Linked DNA regions of Homo sapiens: region 2 is linked to region 1. Evidence: read pairs that join two places in POLR2A ChIA-PET (ENCODE). Cell type or tissue: GM12878. All regions are shown on one strand.

Region 1 (8,000 bases):
TGAGTTTTTTTTTTTTTAAATAACCTTTCCTGGAGGCATTTGGCATAAGCTAAGCTTAAAGGCACATGATTCAATCATTGATTATTCAAGACATGTCATACTTAGGCTTTTCTAATAACCATATTGTCACTGTCAACTAGATATTGAGCTCTGGTTTCTAATTTTGCACTGGAAGCTGTACAAAGTCTATTGTGTTCTGTGTGTGTGTGTGTGTGGCTCTGGCAATGCAGAAATGGCAACAAGGAAGTATCTAGCACCCATGAAAAGACTGAAGAACACCAATTTGCTTTCTCTCAGTCAAGCCATCTTTCTTAAGACAACCCTTGTCCTGTAGCTTGAACTGTTTAATCCTTGTATATCTTCCATCCCTTCCACCCTTAGGGAACCTCCATAAGGTGAGGACAATGTGTCTTTTTTACCACCTGCTATTGTCTAAATGTTAGTGTCCCCCTCAAATTCATATGTTGGAACTAATACCCAATGTGATAGTATGAAGAGGTGAGTCCTTTTGGGAAGTGATTAAGTCATGGATCAGTGCCTGTGTTAGTCAGGGTTCTCTAGAGGGACAGAACTAATAGGATATATATATATAAAACAAACTCATATATATATATATATATATATATATATATATATATGAGTTTGTTAAGGATATGTAATAGGATATATATATATATATAAAAAACACATTCATATATATATATAAAACACATTCATATATATATATATAAAACACATTCATATATATATATATATATATATATATATATATATATATATGAGTTTGTTAAGTAGTATTAACTTATACGATCATGAGGTCCCATACCAGGCTGTCTGCAAGCTGAGGAACGAGGAAGCCAGTCCAAGTGCCAAAGCTGAAGAACTTGGAATTCAATGTTCAAAGGCAGGAAACATCCAGCAGTGGAGAAAGATTTAGGCTGGGAGGCTAGGTCAGTCTAGCCTTTTCACATTTTTCTGCCTGCTTTATATTCTGGCCACACTGGCAGCTGATTAGATGGTGCCCACCCAGATTAAGGGTGGGTCTACCTTTCCCAGCCCACTGACTCAAATGTTAATCTCCTTTGGCAACACCCTCACAGACACACCCAGGATTAATCCTTTGCATCCTTCAATCCAATCAAATTGACACTCAGTATTAACCATCACAGTGCCCTCTTAAAAGAGGTGCCTTGCCCTTACTGCCATTTGGTAATATAACAAGAAGGCACCAGTTTTGAAGCATAGAGCAAGTCCAGACACCAAGTCTGCTGTTACCTTGATCCTAGACTTTCCACTCTCCAGAACTGTAAGCAATACATTTCTGTTATTTATAAATTACCCATTTAAGGTATTTTGTTATAGTAGCCTGAACAGACTAAGATATCACCATACCTCTGTAGTTTAGCACAGGGCTTAAGCTTAAGGCAGCATTTATTCATTGGTTCATTGATTTATCAGTTCATTTAACAAGCGTTTATTGGTAAACACCAACATTCCAGCTTGTCTTGGAATGAAGTTTCCCCATCTTTGATAGGAATACATGCTTATCACTTCCATGTTTGCTCTGAGAGCTCCCCTATACCTCCTCTACTTCTTGGAAGCATGCTCCTCTAAGGTTGTTAGCTCTGCCCTCCTATCCAGATTTGTTCTTTTCCTTTGCATCTGCAGAATCAGCACTATTTCTATAACAAAGTGGTTCCCCTTACTTCTGAATATCACTGGTTTCTTTTATTAATTTCTTTCATTCAAGGTTAAAGAGGTAGTTATATGATGTGACCTGTGATGGTTTCGTGGTGTGTCTGCTTTGGCTTGGATAAATCACATCCCCCAGAGCTCCTTTTCTAGTATGTTTCTGACTAGGGTGGTCTACAAGGGAGAGTCTCTTGCAAAAATTGGAAGATGGAAGTGAGGCAGCAGCTATTTTGTAGCACGCACGTACCTTCTCCTAATTATTGAAACACTAATCTAGGTGCTGCTGTGAAGGGATTTTGCAGCTGTAAAGTCCCTAATCAGTTGACTTTAAATTAGTCAAAAGAGATATTATTCTATGTGACTTAATCAGTTAAAAGCTTTTTAAAAGAGAGTCTAGACCAGGGGTGTCTAAGGGAGAGAGTACAGTCATGGGTTCTTAGTTTCTGTTTCTCATTGGGCCAGAAAAGCCCCTTCCTCATCCCTCTTTTCTGCTTATTACTAGAGACGGAAACTAAAAACTATGGCTTCAGGTTGCTAAAAGCCTAAAACAAAAACAAACAGAACAACAACTACAAAATAAAGTGGTTTGGATAAGCTTGATCTATACTCTCCCTGAGGTCGGAGATTCCAAGTAGTAGAGCAGAAGGAAAGTTGTAGAACTTTTCTACGTTTTGGGACAAAAACACTCATGTTGTTGCTGATCTGCTGATTTGCCTTGTTGGTGTGAAGCAGCAGCTAGTTTATAATTCCTTTACTTTTCAGATGTATCTACTTCCAATTTCACTGACTCTTGGGTTAAGTGTATGTGTACAGCTCCATGACAAAGAGCCCTGACTTCTGCATGACATCCTCATCACTGAGCTCATCCTTGTGGTAGTCTAGCCTGCTTATGGCTTTCCCTTTCTGATTACCTGCCTTGTGGATGTCAGGCCTGCTTAGCCAGCTCCTACAGTTGTGTAAGATAATTCTTTGTAAAAAATAAATGGATATATTAAAAAACAAAAACAAACAAACAAAAATTTTCTGCTGGTTCTGTTTTTCATGTCAAACCCTGACTGATACATAAACTGAAGAAGCAATTGTTGCCTTATATATCATTCAGTTGGACGGTTTGGAACCCAGATGTCCACCAGCATTCATTCAATTATTCATAACTGTACCATAGTTGACAATATAGCAATAAACAAAGCAGATATGGACCCTGCCCTTGGAGAGTAGATTCTAGCAGGAAACAGATGTTATTTAATATTTATAGGATAATACATTAGCATAGAGTTGTCAGAAGGTGTAACTAGGAGACCCTGCCTGAACTTAGGTGTCAGAGAAGAGAAGTAAGGGCCTGGAAGAAAGAGTGAGGGCCTGACAACAAATGAAAGTAATTCAGGAGGTTCTGCAAAGTTGTCGTTCATGGCAGTAGAAGGGATGAGGCTTGGGAGATAAACTGTAGAGGGCTATGCAAGCCAAGATAAGGATGTCTGACTTTACCCTAAGGGACAAATACTTTTATTTAAAAACCTTCATGTTTTGGAATCCTATATAGTTATTTTATAATGTCACAATGTGGTTATATTTTGAACCTTTGAAGATCCCATGGTGTTAGTGTGTTTGATCAGCCATTCCTGCCCCTGTCCTCTTATTTTTTTGCACATTTTTTACAATCCTCTTGTGTAACCCATGATGCCCTTTCTATTGTGCAAGCATCAGTTGGCTACTGTCATACTAGTCATAGTATTTTTAACTCGTTCTCCTGCCTTATGCTTTGAATTCTCACCCATTGAAAGGAAAAGAAAACAAAACCTGCACTTTTCAAATTAATTTACCTGACAGTTTCCTCTTGTCAACGTTTACTTTCTGCTCTATTTAGATGTACAGAAAAGCTTCCGGAGGGTGGGCATTCCCCAGCCTCATTATTCCTGTTCTTCTGACACCACCTGCGGTGTGGGAGCTTAGCCCTTCCTGAGGCTGTTAACCCTTTCTTACTGCTGAGCCCCCTGATGCTCTAAGGATTTTCTTAATGAAGTAATTGATTTACTTACTGAAGTAAACGCCATCCTTGAAAACTAGAGCAGTAAATACCATCAATTCTATGGACTAGAGAGAGGAAACACTGAAATGGTGCTAGAAGGTGCATGACAAAACCAGTCACAAATCTGAATGAGGTTGAACAGTGTGAACCTAGGGTCAGTATTTTTTTTTTTTTTTTTTTTTTTTTTTTAGACAGGGTCTTACTGGGCAGGAGTGCAGTGGTGCAATCCTAGCTCACTGCGTGTAGCCTTTAAGTCCTGGGCTCAAGCACTCCTCCCGCATAGCTGGAATTACAGACAAGGGCCACTGGGCCTGGCCAGTTTTTGCTTTTTTTTTTTTTTTTTTTTTTTCTCTTTCATTATTTTCAGGTTTCCCTGTAGCTGTCTTTGGGAAAGCAGTGAAGTATAGAGGTTAAGCCAAATTGTAAATTGTAAAGCCAAACTGATTTGGGTTGGGAGTCAAGTTCTACTATAGCCTATTTCTATACTTGTAACATGGGAGTAATATTACTACATGTAATAGGTAAAAAACGTGACATGTGCAAAGTAACTAGCTTAGTGCTAGGCACATAGACGGGGCTCAGTCAATTTGGCATATTAAGCATTATGATCTTTATTTTTCATCTCCAAATATTTATTCTGAAAACTGGAACATGCTGATAAGGTAAGCATGTGACACTGGAAATGCAAAATGAAAATTTACATTCTCTAAGCCACAAAGAGCTACATTCACACAGCACTGGGGGAGGTGGGCAGGAAGAGGATAACCTACTCCCAGCCAAGGGAGGCTTCTGACAACCTTCTCCTAGCAGCAAGGACTCATGTGTGAGGATCTCAGCACCTGAGCACTCACCAGTCCTAAAATCCTGGAGTCTTAGACCCCCAAATCTTAGAATCATCTCTTAACAAAATTTTATTTTTAAATTGACACATAATTGCACATATTTATAAGGTACATAGTGACGTTTTGATACATACAATGTTGAGTGATCAGATCAGGGTAATTAGCACATCCATCATCTCAAACATTTATTATTTCTTTGTGTTGGAAACAGTCAATATCCTCTCTTCTTGCTGTTTGAAAAAACATAATATTGTTAACTATAGTCATCCTACAGTGTCACAGAACACTAGAATTTATTCTTCCTATCTACCTGTAATTTTGTATTCTTTAACAAATCTTTCTCTATCCCCCTGTTCTGACTATTCTTCCCAGCCTCTGGTAACCTCTGTTCCACTTTTTACTTCTCTGAGATCATCATTTTTTAGCTTCCACACTTAAGTAAGAACACGTGGTGTTTCTGTCTGTTCCTGGCTTATTTCACTTAACAGAATGTCTGCCAGTTTCATCCATGTTGCCATGAAAGACAGGATTTCATTATTTGTAATGGGGGGATAGTATTTCATCTCATGTATATACCATATTTTCTTTATCCATTCATCTGTTGTTAAACATTTTGGTTGATTCCTTATCTTGGCTATTGTAAATAGTGGTGCAATAAACATAGGAGTGCTGATATCTCTGTGATATATTCATTTCTTTTCCTTTGGATAAATGCCCTGTAATGGGATTACTGGATCAAACAGTAGTTCCATTTGTAGTTTTCTGAGGAACTTACATACTGTTCTCCATAGTGGCTATAAAGAGTTTTTTTTTGTAAATAGTTCCTTTACGAAAATTAGCCAGGCATGGTGGTATGTGCCTGTAGTCCCAGCTACTAGGGAGGCTGAGACAAAAGAATTGCTTGAACCCAGGAGGCAGAGTTTGTAGTGAGCTGAGATTGCACCACCGTACTCCAGCCTGGGTGATAGAGCAAGGCTCTGTCTCAAAAAAAAAAAAAAAAAAGTTCGTTTTTCTCTACCTCCTTACCTGCATTTGTTATTTTTTGTCTTTTTGATAATAGCCATCCTAACTGGGATGATAGACAATATCTCATTGTAGTTTTCATTTGCATTTCTCTGATGATTAGTGATGCTGAGCATTTTTTCATATATTTGTTGGCCAACTGTACATCTTTTCTGTTTGGATCATTTGCCCATGTTTTAATTGGATTTTTTTTTTCTTGCTTTTGAGATGTTTGAGTTTCTTGTGTATTCTGGATATTAATCATCTGTCAGATGAATTGTTTGTAAATATTTCCTATCATTTTGTAGATTATCTTTTCACTCTGTTGATTGTTTTTCTTTTTCGCTACCCAGAAGCTTTTTAGTTTGATATCATTCTATTTATTTTTGCTTTTGTGTCTTGTGTTTTTGAGGTCTCATTCATAAAGTCTTTTCCCAGACTAATGTCCTGAAGCATTTCCTCTTTATTTTCTTCTAGTAGTTTTATAGTTTTGGGTCTTACTTTTAGGTGTTTAATTCATTTAGGGTTGGTTTGTGTATAGGTGAGATGTGGGGGTCTAGGTTCATTCTTCTGCATATGGATATCCAGTTTTCCCAGCACCATTTATTGTAGAGACTGTCTTTTCCCCTATGAATATTCTTGGTGCCTTTGTCAAAAGCAGTTGGCTATAGATACATGGATTCATTTCTGGATCCTCAGAATTGTTCTCAGTGAGCAATTCTGTTCCATTGTTCTATGTGTGTGTTTTTATACCAGTACCTTGCCATTTTGGTTACTATAGCTTTGTAGTATGTTTTGAAGTCTGGTAGTATGATGCCACCAGCTTTATTCCTTTGCTTAGGATTACTTTGGCTTAGGATTACTTATGTCTCATAAAAATTTTAGTGTTGTGTTTTTCTATTTCACTGAAGAATGTCATTGCTGTTCTAATAGGGATTGCAGTGTATATTTCTTTGGGTAGTACAGTCATTTAACAATATTAATTTTCTCAGTCTCTGAACATGGAATTTCTTTTCATTTTTTTGTGTCCCCTTCAATTTCTTTCATCACTGTTTTACAGTTTTCTTTGTAGATGTCTTTCACCTCCTAGATTAAATGCATTCCTAGGTAGAGTGTGTGTGTGTATGTGTGTGTACTTATTGTAAATGAGGTTGCTTTCTTGATTTATTTTTCAGCTAGTTTGTTGTTTGTATATAAAGATGCTACTGATTTTTGTATGTTAATTTTTGATATGGTTTGGCTGTGTCCCCATTCAAATCTCAGCTGAATTATATCTCCCAGAATTCCCACATGTTGCGGGAGTGACCTAGGGGGAGGTAATTGAATCACGTGGGCTGGTCTTTCCCATGCTATTCTCATGATAGTGAATAAGTCTCATGAGATCTGATGGGTTTATCAGGGGTTTCTGCTTTTGCTTCTTCCTCATTTTCTCTTGCCACTGCCATGTAAGAAATACCTTTTGCCTCCCACCATGATCCTGAGGCCTCTTCAGCCACGTGGGACTGTAAGTTCAATTAAACCTCTTTTTCTTTCCAGTCTTGGGTATGTCTTTATCAGCAGCATGAAAATGGACTAATACAGTAAATTGGTACCGAGAGTGGGGTGTTGCTGAAAAGATACTCAAAAATGTGGAAGCAACTTTGGAACTGGGTAACAGGCAGAGGTTGGAACAGTTTGGAGAGCTCAGAAGAAGACAAGAAAATGTGGGGAAGTTTGGAACCTCCTAGAGACTTGTTGAATGGCTTTGACAAAAATGCTGACAGTGATATGAACAATAAGGTCCAGGCTGAGGTGGTCTCAGATGGAGATGAGGAACTTGTTGGGGACCAGAGCAAAGGTGACTCTTGTTATGTTTTAGCAAAGAGACTTGCAGCATTTTATCCCTGCCCTGGAGATCTGTGGAACTTGGAACTTGAGAGAGATGATTTAGGGTATCTGGCGGAAGAAATTCCTAAGCAGCAAAGCATTCAAAAGGTGACTTGGGTGCTGTTAAAAGCATTCCATTTAAAAAGGGAAACAGAGCATGAAAGTTCAGAAAATTTGCAGCCTGACAATGCAGTAGAAAAGAAAAATCCACTTTCTGGAGAGAAATTCAAGCCAGCTGCAGAAATTTGCATAAGTAGCAAGGAGCCTAATGTTAATACCCAAGAACATGGAGAAATGTCTCCAGGCCATGTCAGAGACCTTCACGGCAGTCCCTCCCATCACAGGCCTAGAGGACCAGAAGGAAAAAGTGGCCTGGGGTCCCTGTGCTGTGTGCAGCCTAGGGACTTTGTGCCCTGTGTCCCAGCCACTCCAGCTGTGGCTGAAAGGGGCTAACATATAGCTTGGGCTGTGGCTTCAGAGGGTGGAATCCCCAAGCCTTGGTAGCTTCCACATGGTGTTGAGCCTGTGGATGCGTAGAAGTCAAGAATTGAGGGTTGGGAACCTTCGCCTAG
Region 2 (8,000 bases), 390 kb before region 1:
GTTTGTTAGCTCATTTTATAATTTGTTACTTCTGAACACCTTCCAAGTGCTGGTGCTTTCAGATATCTACCTCAAAGTATTATTTGTAAATGTCAAAAAGTCCCTCTTACATATAATTGAAAGCTGGCTACATGGTAGACAATATGATCACAAACTTTTAAACAATTTTTTAAGCTGAAGAAATACTTTTTCTTTTTATAAGTATCAAATCAAAATGTAATTCAGCATCCACCCATAAAGCGCAACTAAAAACTTTTCACAATGCCATTAACAACTTGTGGTTACCATCATAAGCCTACAGACCTACACACTAATTATCTTTAAAACCCTTATTAGGCTGGGCGTGGCGGCTCACGCCTGTAATCACAGCACTTTGGGGGGCCAAGGCGGGCAGATCACTTGAGGTCAGGAGTTTGAGCCCAGCCTGGCCAACATAGTGAAACTTCATCTCTGCTAGAAATACAAAAATTAGCGGGGCGTGGTGACAGGGTGCTCTAACCCCAGCTACTTGGGAGGCTGAAGCAGAACCACTTGAACACAGCCAGGAGGCAGAGGTTGCAGTGAGCCAAGATTGCACCACTGTACTCCAGCCTGAGCCACAGAGCAAGACTCCGTCTCAAAAAATAAATAAAAATAAAATAAAACCCTTATTAAGGATTTAAAAAATCTTAATTATATAATGCCAAAAGCTAGTCCCCGTCTGGCTTAGGGGCCCACAAGCTCCTGCTTTAAAGCCAGTTTTTTTGTTTTTTTCTGATGTACTTACATTTGTGCCTCACAATCAAGAGGTTCCCAGCTTGGTGGAACTTTCAAAGATGAGGCAGAAAACTAAACAGGCAATTACAATCTTACTTTTCACGCTGACAAGTGGTACGGTGGCTAGCCCAAACTCCCCTCCCTGTCCCAGCTACCTCCCTTATAGACCATTCACGATCACTTAGGCCAGGCTGCCATGTGACCTAAGAGAAGACAGGGAGAACACAGCATTTCTTACTCCTACTAACTTGCAACATCATTCTCTCAAGTTGCTCTCATTGGAGGCTCCCAACTGCTTCAAGCTGCCCAGTGATATTTGTATTTCTAAAGTGGGCAGGCATGGCCATTCCAGAAAAAGAAACACATTCAGACTTGTGCCTTTTGTTACCCAAATATATGATATTCAAATAATTTCTATTTTAACAACTCATAAAAATTTAAGATCAAATAATTGCATTCTTGAAACAATTCTTAATCATTTATTTTCAACACGTGTACTATAAAGAACCTAAGAAATCAGACAATTTTAATAACCCATAAACATGTTGAATCCATTTGCAGATTTAAATTTTGTAAAAATAGCTGTCACTGCCTCCATATATCAAGTGTACTATGTTTATAATCACATTTATGCTACCGATACTCCTCAGAAAAAAACAGATTCTGCTTGGTTCTAGCTTCAGTATTATGAACTCCAATAATGCTTTGAGGACCTCCAAAGGAAAAAAACAGATTCTACTAGGTTCTAGCTGAAATATTATCAACTCCAAATTGAAGCTGAAGTATTATCAACTCCAAATAATGCTTCGAGGACCTCCAAAAAAAAGAGATTCTGCTTGGTTGTAGCTGAAGTATTATCAACTCCAAATAATGCTTGGAGGACCTCCACAGGTAAACTACTAATCCCTTTGGCCATTTATTGAGACAGACAGAGAGAGAGAGAGAGAGTTTTGAAGCAACAATGTACCATTAGTAAAGTTGCTGTGCAGAATTACCTCAGTCCTATTCTAAGCTTACAGTTCAGTTGATTTTATTGTCTTCACCTAAGTATATACAATTCACATATGGGAGAAAAACACTAAATCAAGATGGTTATTTTCACTGTTTTGCTTAAGATTCATATTTAAATATAAATCAAGAAGTTAATCCACAGTTTGAGAGATACTTATATTAGAAATTTTAAATGTTAAATACATAATTGTAAATATGGTGTATGTACTGTTTCACATACAATGGGTATTGATCAAATCAGTGTAATTAGCACACCCATCAGCTCAAATATCATTTATTTGTAGCAAGAACATTCAATACATTAACTATAGTCACCCTACTCTCTCTCTCTCTCTCTCTCAATAAATGGCCAAAGGGATTAGTACTTTTACCTTTGGAGGTCCTCAAAGCATTATTTGGAGTTCATAATACTTCAGCTAGAACTTATTCCTTCAAATTTAACTCTGTACCCATTAAAAGTGGTTTTGTGTGCAATTAACAGACACATGTTCTACCCATACATTGTTTTCCAAAATTATTGTGTGGCTTTAAAAAAAAAAAAACCCACACAACAAATTGCAAAAGGCACTGAGATAACATCTGCTTCTAGATCATTGCTAGGCTCGAAAAATAAAGCTTGTTCTACCAGGAATGACAAGTTAGAACTTAGTATTTGCCAAAGCAGAAATTATATAGTGTCAGTTATTTCAGGCAAACCTTATTCGGCTCTCATCCCCAACTATCTGTCAGAACAATTAAAAGAGATCAAAACAGTCCAGCATAACTAGGCTTCATTATATAAGGCCATTTTGTTCTAAGACACTAATAAACCAAAATAAGAAATATTAAAATCAAAATAAAAGATATTATTTGAGCTATTTTCATACAAACTGTTGGTTCCTTATATCCTCCCTTCTATAATAAAGGGCATATTTTACTGCAAAGAAAATTTTACTTTATATATATCACTAGCCATAAATTTTTGAATGTCATTAATTACATGTTGTCTAGTACCATTAACCAAATAGCGTAACTATTTTATGTCCACATTTCACTTCTGTATTTACAAACATATCAGTAAAGAGTTAACAATGAGATGCGATCAAACATCCATATTATCTGTTTTGTAGACAGCAATGTAGATGATTTTGTAATCACCTTTCATCGGAGTGACCTTATATAAAAAATAAGTCAATAATTTAGAGGTTCTAAGTCTCCAAAGGAGATTTTCAAATGTAAATATAGAAATGGTTATAGATAATGAGATTTTTAGGAAACCTCTGCCATGTCTGCATCCTGTTAACTGTTATATCATCTTTTCTTCCAGCTGCGTTCCTTTGCCTGCAACAGGGGTCAAGATGAGTTTTGCCTGACTTCTTTGATGTCCTGAACTTTCCGTAGTCCTTTTTCTTGAATTTGTTCATTATAAATATAGCTTGGCATTTGTTTGATCTTTTCAACTGTCTTCACTGCATCAGTAGTTTTATTCCATAGTTCTTGCAGATATTTGACAGGCTTGTTACTATATTTTTCAAATTCAAATCCACTGTAAGCTCATTATTAGCAGTTGCTTTACAGAATGCTTTAGTCCACCTAACCTTTTGAGAATTGCACTTCTTTTAAAGTTTTTGTGACATTTATGTTTATACAATCTGAACACCTTGCAACAGCTGCAGATGAACATCATGATGTGGTCAGGGTAGATGGGTCCCAAAGAAACTAACACTTCTCAGTGCTGAGCTCGGATGGGCCTCCACTGACCAAACACGGAGCTTGAGAGGAAGTCAAGAGGTATCTTGGAATTCCACATGCTGACCCTGTCATTCTTGAAGGAAAATGATGCATAATTTCTGAATAATTCAGAAAGAACTTAACAATCTTTCCAGTTAGTTTTTAAATAACAATTCTGTTTATCAAATTTCTGAATTAACTTTTCTGAATTCACGGGTTTCTAAAACTGGCCTTAAGCAAAAGTCTGAAACCTAGGCTGGGAACCATGTAACCCAGGCCAAGAAGGTACTTTAAAGTGTCTTAGAGTTGTTTTTCAACTTAGGGGGAAACAACAGATTCCATTAAATCCCATAAAGGATTTTTTTGTGTGTGAAAAAGGGCCTGATGTAATCTAGGTTAGACTCAGGAGGCTTTAACAAGTTTTGTCTTACGGGTAAATGGTGGCTATTTTCACAGATAACATCATTACTCCCATCCCTTACTATGGTTTATACAAAAGAGGCTGGAGAATAAGTACATTTTTACAGCCGGGTGTGGTGGCTAACGCCTGTAATCCTACTTAGCACTTTGCGAGGCCAAGACAGGAGGATCTCTTGAGCCCAGGAGTTCGAGACCAGCCTGGGCAACACAGGGAGACCCTGTCTCTATTGTTAAATCAAGAAAACCTAAAAAACATTTTCATTTACATAGCACCAAATATAAGAGCCTTTTTTTTTTTAACCTAGAAAGAGTATTTTGGAGAGAGAAACTAAGGATCAGAAGGTTTAAGAGTATCAAAAATCTGAGGCCAGGTGCCTCACATCTGTAATCCCAGCATTTTGGGAGGCTGAGGTGAGTAGATCACTTGAGTTTAGGAGTTCAAGATCAGCCTGGCTAACATGGTGAAACCCTGTCTTTACTAAAAATACAAAAAAATCAGCTGGTATGGTGGTACATGCCTGTAATCCCAGTTACTTGGAAGGCTGAGGCAGGAGAATAGCTTGAACCCAGAAGGCGGAAGTTGCAGTGAGCCGAGATCACTCCACTGCACTCTAGCATGGGTGATGGAGCAAGACTCTGTCTCAAAAAAAAAAAAAAAAAAAAAAAAAAAGAGTATCTAAAATTTAAATACTAATTCTTGGCTGGACATGGTGGCTCACATCTGCAATCCCAGCACTTCGGGAGGCCGAGGCGGGTGACCTCACTTGAGGTCAGGAGTTCGTGACCAGCCTGGCCAACATGGTGAAACCCTATCTCTACTAAAAATACAAAAATTAGCTGGGCATGGTGGTGCATGCCTGTAATCCCAGCTGCTCCAGAGGCTGAGCCAGGAGAATGGCTTGAACCCGGGAAGCGGAGACTGCTAGATCATGACACTGCACTCCAGCCTGGGCGACAGAGAGACTCATCTCAAAACAAACAAACAAACAAACAAACAAAAAAACAAAAAACTAAATCTTTCACACATTTTCTCTTTATATCAAAGGTACTAAGTGACATTTAGGCCGGACGCGGTGGCTCATGCCTGTAATCCCAGCACTTTGGGAGGCCGAGGTGGGCGGATCACGAGGTCAGGAGATCGAGACCATCCTGGCTAACACGGTGAAACCCTGTCTCTACTAAAAGTACAAAAAATTAGCCAGGTGTGGTGGCAGATGACTGTAGGCCAAGCTAATTGGGAGGCTGAGGCAGGAGAATGGTGCGAACCCGGGAGGCAGAGCTTGCAGTGAGCCAAGATCACGCCACTGCACTCCAGCCTGGGTAACAGAGCAAGACTCGGTCTCAAAAAAAATAATAAGTTACATTTAAATGTCATATACATATTTAAGAAAAAAAAAAACCAAGTACTTCTCATTTAAGACAGAGTAGAAATTATTTAAAATTAGGAGTTGGTGTAAAGGATGAGCTACATATTCAAGTCAAATTATAGTAAGTATTCACTATTCCACTACCAAAGTAGGTCAATTATACTAAAGAGAAGAAATCTATGTGAATTGAGGCATTTTCTCACTTTGATATATGTGAATAAATTTCAGGTTGTCTAAATTCCTAGGGTTATATAGTTAGAAATATATAATTCTCTTATAGACAGGTCAACTAGGGGAAATAAGTTAGCACAATCATTTGAATTGGTTGTCTACATACTGGGCAGGGCTTATTCCTTTTCTTTAGCTTCTTTGCACATGTAAAGCAGGCCATAAGATGTCCTGTTTTGCCATGGACAATGCAACCATTTTTAGGTCGACCTTGACAAATCACACAAGGTTCAATGGCATTAAGGGGCAAACTAGATTCCACACTCTCTTCTTTGTCTTGGGTTTCTTCCCTTTCAAACTCTTTCACATCTTCTTGGCTGCTATAAATAATGCTACTAGAAGTTGATGGCTGAGAATAGTCTTCACTTTCTTGTGATTGTGAAGCTTGTGTAATTTTATCATCATTTTCCTCAACACATGACTCTCTGGAATCATTCACTATAGTTTTTTTACAATCAGGAACATCAAAGCCCTCTTCAGCTTGTGTTGAGTTTTCCAGTTTGGCTTTCTCAGAGATTTCCCCTTTATCTTTCCCTTTATCTTCAGGAAGCCAATTCTCACGAAGGGCCCAACATCTGTTGCAATGTGATGGAAGGGGGGGATTCATTTCATTGCATGAAGTGCATTTCCAATAGTCCTTCAATGAAATAAGACACACAGTCAGTTTCTGTAACCCTTTAACTGCTCAGTCACAGGAATGCTAGCAACTTTGCTATGTCTAAGGTAAAGTATATCATAGGGCTCAATATTCAGTGTTTCATGTTTTATATAAAATAGTCACTGTAAACAGCATGAGGACTATAGTTAGTTATATATTGGTATACTGGAAATTTACTAAAAGAATAGATTTTAGGTATTTTAACCATACACACAAGAAAGGTTAACTATTCAAGATAATGGATTACATTAATTTGCTTGACTGTAGTGATCATTTCACTATTTACATGTGTGTCAAAACATCACGTTATATGTCTCAATTATACACAAAACAGATTTTTAAAGGTCAATATGTAACAGTCTCTCCTAAAGTAGAGTAAGTACACCCATTTTTTTCACCCTTACCATCCTGAAAAATTCTAAACTAAAAATATATTAACTGTGATGTGATATTAATCATGTACCTATAAAGTTATCTGTTTCAGGATACAAATGCAGTTGCTTCCTTTAGTTGAAGCAAGTCTATGGGATCTTTTACTCTGTCATGCAGCCTATATCCACTCCCTTAAAGGCTCAACCCTAGGCGCTATTCCAAGAGTCCATCCCATCAATCTAGATGAAACCTGCCTCCTCGAGAAAGACTTCCTAATCCACCAGTGACTAGAACTACCTTAGAAGTACTCTAAAACCATGGCTTAACTGAGTATTCCCTAACTCCATCCACAAGAGAAATGCTAAAACATTTTTCACAGCAAGTATTGCTGCTAAAACCTATCATCCTTGGTCACTAACCGTAATATCCTTTCCTTTACCTGTCTATCCTTTCCTGTGTTCTCATCTTTGTAACTGCTCAATGCTTCTTCCTTTTCCCAACGTTTTATCCCACAAACCTTTCCACCATGCAATTTGGATAACAAACTCTCCCACATCCCCAGCCTTTTTACATAACCTATCTTCTTGCCTTAGCTGAAGCATGGTTCTTGCCTGAGGACATTTAACAAGTGAAAACTCTTAAGTAAGAGGTATTTCCGTAACCATTTTGAGATTGCCTCACAAATGATGTTAAGACAGGAGCAATAAAGATAGACTATTCATTCTTCTTTTTTCAAGTTATAGAAGGGGGTTTTTCACAGCTCATAAAACCAAAGAAAAAGGTCTTGCAATATGGGAGTAAAAGTGCATCAAAAAGTCCAATAAATTCCAAGATGAATATCTAAAATAATTTGAGTCTTAAAATAGATTTAAAAAATTAAAAGTATCTAAAATATTTTACTCAACTTGACATCAAATGATTCAATTAGTTATTTATTTTCTAATACAGTAAAAATTTTGGAAACTCTTGAATTTTCATCCTTTTTTGCACTTGAATAATTAGTAACTGTCTATAACTCAGAAAAAATGGAATTTATTTCCTATTCAAATATAATAAAGGCAATATTAAGAACAAAAACTAAAGCACAATAGTTTTAAAAAAACCTATAATACCTCAGGAACTCAGTGAAGTATGCATGAGATGTAAACATTTAAGTGTTAATTTCTTTAATGGCAAATCCTACCACATTCTATAATACAAATCAGTAATAAAAATGTTTACATTTGGCTGGGTGTGATGGCTCACACCTGTAATCCTTGCACTTTGGGAGACTGAGGCAGGTGGATCACTTGAGCCCAGGAGTTCAAGACCATCCTGGGCAACATGGTGACATTTCTACAAAAAATACAAAAATTAGCTGGGGTGTGATGGCATGCACCTGTTATTCCAGCTACTCAGGAGGCTGAGGTGGGAGGATCACTTGAGCCTGGGAGGTGGGGGCTGCAGTGAGCCATGATCACATCACTGCACTCCAGCCT

What was found. ChIA-PET counts read pairs that join two places held together with the same protein. Peaks named below come from ENCODE experiments on the same cell type or tissue, not always from the same donor. Only the 100,000 strongest peaks of a DNase experiment are listed, where the experiment ranks them.
Region 2: POLR2A ChIA-PET joins it to region 1 with 12 read pairs; 2 of 35 experiments call an interaction of 5 or more read pairs at or near these places.

Annotation. Positions count from the first base shown.
Region 1 is chr12:68,443,058-68,451,057 of GRCh38, reverse strand. All of the region lies in intron 1 of LINC02384 (long intergenic non-protein coding RNA 2384), which reads left to right. Among named protein-coding and RNA genes, the nearest start is that of LINC02384, 4.4 kb to the left of the region's middle. RefSeq lists a silencer at 3,495-3,789. In GM12878, no CTCF peak of the experiment used is centred here; DNase peaks (open chromatin) are centred at 125 and 3,506; H3K4me3 peaks cover 835 bases; H3K27ac peaks cover 834 bases.
Region 2 is chr12:68,837,403-68,845,402 of GRCh38, reverse strand. It overlaps MDM2 (MDM2 proto-oncogene), which reads right to left. Exons shown (of 11, transcript NM_002392.6): 11 at 1-6,129. The coding sequence ends at 5,554. It also overlaps a transcript of CPM not described here. Among named protein-coding and RNA genes, the nearest start is that of MDM2, 33 kb to the right of the region's middle. In GM12878, no CTCF peak of the experiment used is centred here; no DNase peak of the experiment used is centred here.